Regions from separate parts of the Homo sapiens genome. Here region 1 is linked to region 2. Evidence: read pairs that join two places in POLR2A ChIA-PET (ENCODE). Cell type or tissue: MCF 10A. All regions are shown on one strand.

Region 1 (4,000 bases), 410 kb before region 2:
AAATGGTAACAGGGTCATTGGGTTATACATTTTTACTATTTTTAAATTTTTCTATTACATTATTATATTGTCTTTATAATTAAAACAGCATTATTATTAATCACTTTTATTTTTCCTATTTATAAAAATGCTTACTTTTGAGAACATAAATAATGCTGAAAATCATGAAGAATCCAACTATTAATCTTAATATTGCCATTAGTATTTTAACTTACATTGTTCCATTTTTATGCATTATATATTATATATTATATGTATGTATATGTATACATATACAAAATAAAGCAATAGTATTGCTTTACTATCAATTTACCTCTCAGTCTGCTTCTCGAGCTCTTGGTTTCATATCTCTTCTTTATCTTTGATCTTTTCACAGAAGTCTATTCTCCTTTTCCCAAGAGCTTTAAATTCCTATGTCCTACTGGGAACACCAATCAGCCTTTTTTTGAAATGTTCTCGTGTGTCTTGTCAAAAATAATTACCAGAGGTGAACTGTGCCTCCCAAACTTCCAAATAATACTTTTTCCTTGTGGTGCTGTATTTCCTCCATAGATACTACACCATTATTGTGGTTGTTTTCTCTTTAATTATCCTTAAATATAGTGAGAATCCCCTGCCCCAGACCCTTGGTCCTGTGCACCTGCACTTGGGTCCATGAAGAGTTCTCCCAGATGGAAGGCAGTGGAGCAGGTCAATGCACTCAATTACTTCCCTTTTCTCATTATTCATCTAGTATGATTCTTCTGGATTTAATTGGAAAATTCACCTGTTCTCTGCTCAGTTCTCTCAAAATTAGGGAAACACGTATATTTTATATAAGTATAGACTCTCTTCAACATATACATCCAGGGAAAACTCCCAGCCCAGGGTCCCCTGTCCCAGGCATCTTTATATCTTGACTCCTACCCATAGCATTTTATGTGAAAGGAACTATCTGCCTGTGGGTAAAATGTATTCTCTTCTGCTTCTTACTTAGGCATAGAACACATATGTGAAGAGTTCACTTCAAAGGCTGGGTTTGTGTAGATGCCTGTGATTCACATTGTCAGAGAATTGACTGTAGGGCTACGTTGCTCTTCAGCTTAGTACCGGAACTGAACTGAAGGAAGCAGTTGCCCCTTAGGAGTGGGCAGGAAGCTCCGCCCATGAAACAGATCTGCTTCTCCATTGAACTGGAACCTCTAAACAAATGTAAAAAGGGAATGCCGATAACTCGTGGAGCACTGAATGGATCTGATGAGCATAAATATGTGTGTCAGAAATCAGTGCCTCGGCAGTAATGGCTATACACATTTCCTTTTTCTCTTTTTCCCATCAGTTACAGAACACATATGTCCCAGCTAGAAGTAGACAGTGAGGGAAGTTTGAACCTTCGTCCTACCTACTTTGTTGTAAAGGGAAATCGTATATTTTGAAGGGCAAAGCATGTACAAACTTGTTCTGCATTTCAATCCAGCCACAACTAAATATGCTTGGTAGTAATTTTTAGGAATACATCTAAGAACTTTCCAAAATGTTGCCTGTGATCCTCGTTTTCAGAGCTGCCTAATTTTTTTTTTCTGGTCAGTGTGATAGAACTGTGGGAGAAAAATGTCAAAAATTTATTTTAAAATTGGAGGTCCCTGTTTTCAATTTAAATACTTTGTTAAACATACTTTAAAAAGTCGTGACCTTTTATAACTTCTCACTAAACTTGATGCAGAAACACAAATAATTCTCAAAAAAAATTAGCTGACAGAATCTTTGAGGAATTTTCACAAACTGTTAAGATTAGTGGAGATAGATGGAAGAAAGAGAACTGGTAGCTTGCCCACCCACCACCTTGTTAAGACACAGCATTCTGGCTCATAAAATTGATGGAAGTAAGGATGAAAGACATTTAAACTCTTCTCCACTCTATGACCCCTGACTCAGAGCCATGATTTGACTCAACCAGAGAACCTGGGGGCCATCACTTTACTCTGTGGGTGCCCTTCCCTGCCATAGGCTTCTACATTGTTTCCTGATACTCAGCAGGAATGGAGAACCAGACTAGCAGTGGTACATTGTATTCAAGCAGATACTTAACAGGATAGGCTTTTATTTATGCTGGTGATGGTGATTCACATGTCAGAGAATCGGCCCCAGGACTGGTGGCTCTTGCACTTACTACCAGAGCCCAACTAGAAGCAATTCCCCTTACCCACAAAACAGATCTTTTGCTGGAGGTGTTAAAAAGTGGATTAAACCACCTGCTAAGTGGACTATCCAGGGAAGATCTTCAAGGTACATACAGGCCCAAGTTAAGGTTATGAATCGAAGAGAAAGGTGTTTTGCTTTGTTAATAATGTCAAAGATAAAGAGACAAAGCTGAGAATGAAACATGAGGCAGAAAGCAGTGCACTGCAACTAAAAGCAGCAAGAGGGAGCAAGGATGCCTGAGAGGATGCCTGTGACTCAGTCTAGAACACAGAGGCAAGGAGCTAGAATCTGCCTCCAGGGTGGGGAGGAAGCCATGCACAGCATTCTGGGGAATGACATTCCCACACTTCCTTGGCCAACGGAGAACCTTGGTCTGATTAAAATGATCTGGATGTAAATCTGCCTCTGCATAGTGAGATGACCAGCCAGAGGAGTCAGGAGATGCCTGTTGCAGGGCAACAGAGTCACACATATTTGGCTTCTTTATGGAGCTCATGGGCAAACATAATTTGGATGGGTCTCCATGTGCAACACTGTTTTAGTTATAATGATATATTCTGGAGAACAATATGATTTTGGTAACTTAGAGAACTACCTTTTAAGGCTCCCTGGCATTTTTGTTTTGTTTTGTTTTTTGGTTAAAGACTCTGTTCTCCCCTTCCCCCACAGCCCTAATCTCAGCGTTCTGAAGTAGGCAAAAGCCTCCCTGTCCCTAACTCCCATTATTACTCTTCAGTAGAAAATAACTTTGGGGTAACAAAGAAGGAAGGATAAAATACACAAATAAACTTGGTAGAAGCATATATGAATTGCTTAATATTTACTGTGAAATTATTAACTTCTATGCAAGGTTTTATATTATGAAATTGTGTTCTGTAAACTTAAAAAATAGTCCAGTAATGTTATTACAGTTAACTTCATGGTATAAACAACGCAAATGCACAGGCATTGTACGAAACAAAAAGTGGGATGATTTTCCATATACGTATTAGTAATAGAAAGTGAGTCATGCTTGAATTGCAAAATATGTATGTGGTAAAGGCCAGTAATTTGAAGTTTTATGTCAGAAAAATTGCTGATCTAGCTGTCTCACCACGCTGTGGGAATAACCAATCAACTCACAACATGATCAGGTCAAGAAGTAATTTATACTTAAAAAAGCAAAAAATGGGAGCAATTACAAATTACAATGAATTTAAGATAGCGAAAAGGAAAAATTAATAACAAAGTACCTGGTCCCCCCAAATGGAAAGTTTCCAGTCTGTATGTGTATGCACAGTAGAGTATTTGTAAAGTTAGAGCCTTGTGTGGCTGCTGTATTTAAAAAAGATACTAATTTAGAATTCTCAGTAAACTCAAAGAACTTGCTAATTTTAGTCCATAAATTATCAAATTTTAGTTATATTTAATATCTCAATTAGGAAGTTATAAAAAATAGCTCTAAGTGGTAAGGTTCTATGGAATTATGAGTCAGCCACCAAAAAGAACTCACAAGTGGACTTTCATATCTCTGAGAAGGTCTGTTAGCAGGTCCCCAGAACTATGCTTGGAGAACCCTTGAGCTGATGTGTCCTCAATTTGGGAGGGAAGACAAAGAAAGGTTTTGCTTGGAGTTAGTACCAACCTTTAAGGCAGAGAAAACTTGACCCATGAGGAATGAAATATAGAATGATGTAATATTCCTGGACCACAAATAGAGAATTGCTCTTTAAAGCACCAAAATTTTTAAGAACCTTTTTTTTACTGGAAATTGTTCCAAAGATGTGCACTAATCATTTCTTTGGCTTTTAACTAGCAGGTACTCATACTAATTATGTGG
Region 2 (4,000 bases):
AGCCATGTGCAGACTAATGTAGCTAATGTGCTCTCCAGCTCTCCTCTGTGACCATCCACAAGCACCTGTCCCTAGAAGTACTCCTGACAAAGATGCTCACAGCTGGCATGGAGCCCAAAGCTAGTCCTCTTCATAAGGGTACCTTTAAAAAGCCTTTAGGCTGGTTCTCTTCTCCCATGTCTGTGCACTTTGAAAAATTCAAGCATCCTTGCCATGCACCTGACCTTTGTCCTTACCCTGCAATTGCACCTGCTCAATCCAGCTTCCTGCCATCAGGACTCTCCAGGTCAGAAGTGAGCATTGCTGTCCACACTCACAAACACCACAAGTTTTCAGAGACACACAAAATTATCCTGAGAACTCCCTCACCAATCTTCCTTCTGCTGGACTGGAAGCCCTGGGGAAGGCCTGCAGACACCATAGCTCAGCAAATCACCTCACTGTGGAGGGAAATGCAGGCTTCTTTTCTCTCAGCAACCACAATTTCCATCCACAGTTTTCTTAGAGCCCTTCTCATCTGGTTTGAGGGACGGGAAATGCTGGGCAGTCCCCACTTAGGCAACAATGCAACATGAAAACTGCTAAAACTTCCTCCACTACATTTAACTCCCCTTAACATTTATACTCTTCTCTTTCTATAAATATTTGACAGTGGAACAGGGACTTGTAAGACTACTTTGGCTATCTCTTAACAATTCCTGGGGAAGATATGCGCATTTGGAAGAATATGAAGTACTTTTCAATCCTTGTCCTCAGCCTGGGGCCTTCAACGGAAGTGTTAGATGACAGAAAAAGTCTAATGGATGTCTTATTACATATGAGGCATGTATGTGTCCTTACATGTATTCCTTACATGTATACCCCAGCTCATCTCAAAAAGGTTGTATGCAGCTGCAGAGATGCATAAAACACAACAGAACAAAGATAAGACTCAGAAAAAAACCTATCTGGTACTATAAAGATACTGCAGATACATCTGAAGATTTTTGAGCAAAAGAGTGACATGATGAAAAAACATGTTTTAGAAAGATGGAGAAGATGAAGAAGGCTTTGTGGAACACGTATCAGGACTAAGTAGTGGAAATGCTTATAGGATGTAGATGGGCTTTGCTGTTCTGCTAAAGCAAGGCACAATGTGTTCAAGAAGACACACTTGAGGGCTACTACTCTTTTCCAATGTCAGGTCTCAAATATTAATGCCTGGGCAATTTCCTGCATAATATACTCCACAGAGTCAGCAGTGTTGTACAGGTGAGAATCACTGGGCAGGCATTGGATGATAGCAGTCAAAATCTGGGTGCTTGCTAATTGTACTTTAATATGAGAGAGAGAGCACGAGAGAGAGAGAGAGAGATCACACAAATGAATCAGCACTAACTGCACTCTCACCCAAGCTCTGCCCAAAGGCAGTCCTTGCCAGATAACCAGCACTATATTAGATTTTGAAAAACAGTGCAGCAGTGTCAGCTTCCATGATAAATCATCCTTTCAGGCTCTTAGAGCAGAACAAACACCTTGACTTTCCTGCCATGGATGATGCTTGCTCTCTCTCAAGTCCTGAGTCACCCTGGAGCATCTCCAAATGTGGACTCAGAGGCAGTTAGAAGATAGTCAAGAAAGCAGTGGCACCAGGCTGACATATTTCTGGGGAGTCGAAGCTGGACTGTCTAATTATCCTTCACCACACTCCGTGGAGCTCTCTGTGGTTCCCAGCCTGACTGCCTTCAAATGGTACCAGGCAATCCCCTGGAACTTTTTGCAGCTATTCCTTACAGCTGTGAAGACAGCTCTTTGGGTGATATCCAGCCTGCTGAATCATTCATTTCCTGTTCTTGATCTCAGAAAGTTCTGTTTGATGTTGTTTTCTCAAGACCATCATTTTAAAGGAAGCAATATTTTATATAATGCAGCTTTGTGGGCTTAGGCACTAAAACCAGATTATTTTGAATATGGCTTACCCTTATAATCATTTTCCTATGTAGAATTCTGGGTGCTGAGAATAACTCTACCATGATCCTCCCATGACATGAGGATGTTGGATGTTATAGGCAGGATTCCCAGTTCTGTTTACGCTATAAAGTTGAAGACATTGCTCAACTTGTCAGTAACAAGTCAGGAGAAGTTGCCATTTGTAAAAGTGTCAGATGTATTTGCTAGTGCAACCCAAGAATCTGCTGTGTGGGTGTTTCCAAGACTTCCATCTTATGAGAGCACTCTTCTCTTTAATGTTAAAATAAAAATGAGTTTATTCCCCATCCCTCACTTAGTCAACTCCCTGCATTTCTCAGGAATCTCAGGGACTTTCCATTTCTCACAGTTACTCCCTCTTCTAATATCCTCCTTCTGTTTAACTATCTTTCACTTGGATTCTCAATGCTTACATCTGCTATTTCTCTCCACTCTGCATCAAACGAAATGTGAAAACATGGATGCTTTTCCATGATTAAAACTGTTAATCAACTTTAATGTTAAAGTTCTTAACTTAAACAACTTTAATTTTGATAAAACTACCATCTTTGGGTAGTTTTAACAAAATTTATTAAGGAGTCAGAGGTAAAGGAGCATATGACTGAACACTGCCTATTAGTCCATATGCGACCCTCCTGATCCTAGAAGTCTCCTGGCCATTTCCCCCCGGGAAGCATCTCACTGGCTGACCCCTGCCTTCTACAGCCTTCCATGCAGCTGGCCCTGCTTCCTGTTCATCCAGAGCCCTCTCACTCTTTCCTTCTTAAGTTACCATGAAAAATTTAAATGCTCCTTGTTTTAATCGGCAACCAATATAGTGCTCTTTGTCTTACTCTTCCTCCCTCTAGATCAAGGTCTGGGGTCTATTTCCTCACCAAAAATTCAACAATAATCAATCATACTGCCAGACAAACTTTGTTTCCCTACTCCTACCTCCTACATTAGTCGTAAAATTATTAGATTTTAAAACATTTAGATACTGTAATGTATCTACTCTCATTAGAAATCAGATAAAGAACACAGAAGGACTCAGTTTCAAAATACTGTAATGTATCTATTCTCATTAGAAATCAGATACAGAGCACAGAAAAATTCAGTTTCAAAACTTATTAATCTCTATTATGAACAATTATATGCCAATATATTTAAAAACCTAGAGGAAATGGCTAAATTCCTGGACACATACAACCTGCCAATATTGAACCAAGAAGAAATAGCAAGACTGAACAGACCAAAAACAAGTAATGAGATTGAACCAGTAATAAAAACTTCCCAACAAAGAAAAGTCCAGGACTGGATGACTTCGTAGCTGAATTCTACTGAACTCTTAAAGAATTAATACAAATTCTTCTATTCTAGGAGGCCAGTGTAACTTTGATACCAAAACCAGACAAGGACACGAAAATGAAAGAAAACTCTAGACCAATATCCCTAGTGAACATAGAGACAAAAATTCTCAACAAAATACTAGCAAACTGAATCCAACAGCACATCAAAAAGATCACACACAATGATCAAGTAGAATTCATCCTATGGATGTAAGGATGTTTCAACATAAGCAAATCAATAAACACGATACATCACATCAGCAGAATTATAAGGACAAAAATTATATGATCATCTCAACAGCTGCAGAAAAAGCACTTGACAAAATTCAACATCCCTTCATAGTAAAAACCTTCAATAAATTAGGTATAGAAGGAAAGTACCTCAACATAATGAGGGCCACATATAACAAACTAAAATCATACAGAATGAGAACAAAATCTTACCACTCTTATTCAGTATAGTACTAGAAGTCCTAGCCAGAGCAGTTAGGCAAGAGAAAGAAATAAAGGACATCCAAATTGGAGAAGAGGAAGTCAAAATGTTCCTGCTTGCAGATAAATGATCTTATACATAGAAAAATCTAAAGACTCTACCAAAAAACTCAGAACTGATAAACGAAATCAGTAAAGTTGCAGGATACAAAATCAACAACAAAAATCAGTGGCATTTCTATATAGAGACAACAAACTAGCTGAAAAAAAAA

Evidence for each region. Peaks named below come from ENCODE experiments on the same cell type or tissue, not always from the same donor. Only the 100,000 strongest peaks of a DNase experiment are listed, where the experiment ranks them.
Region 1: POLR2A ChIA-PET joins it to region 2 with 6 read pairs; 1 of 35 experiments calls an interaction of 5 or more read pairs at or near these places.

Annotation. Positions count from the first base shown.
Region 1 is chr7:42,271,039-42,275,038 of GRCh38, forward strand. No RefSeq gene overlaps it. Among named protein-coding and RNA genes, the nearest start is that of GLI3, 36 kb to the left of the region's middle. In MCF 10A, a CTCF peak has its summit at 2,437; DNase peaks (open chromatin) are centred at 2,463 and 3,203.
Region 2 is chr7:42,676,373-42,680,372 of GRCh38, forward strand. All of the region lies in intron 1 of LINC01448 (long intergenic non-protein coding RNA 1448), which reads right to left. Among named protein-coding and RNA genes, the nearest start is that of LINC01448, 28 kb to the right of the region's middle. In MCF 10A, no CTCF peak of the experiment used is centred here; DNase peaks (open chromatin) are centred at 1,649 and 2,089.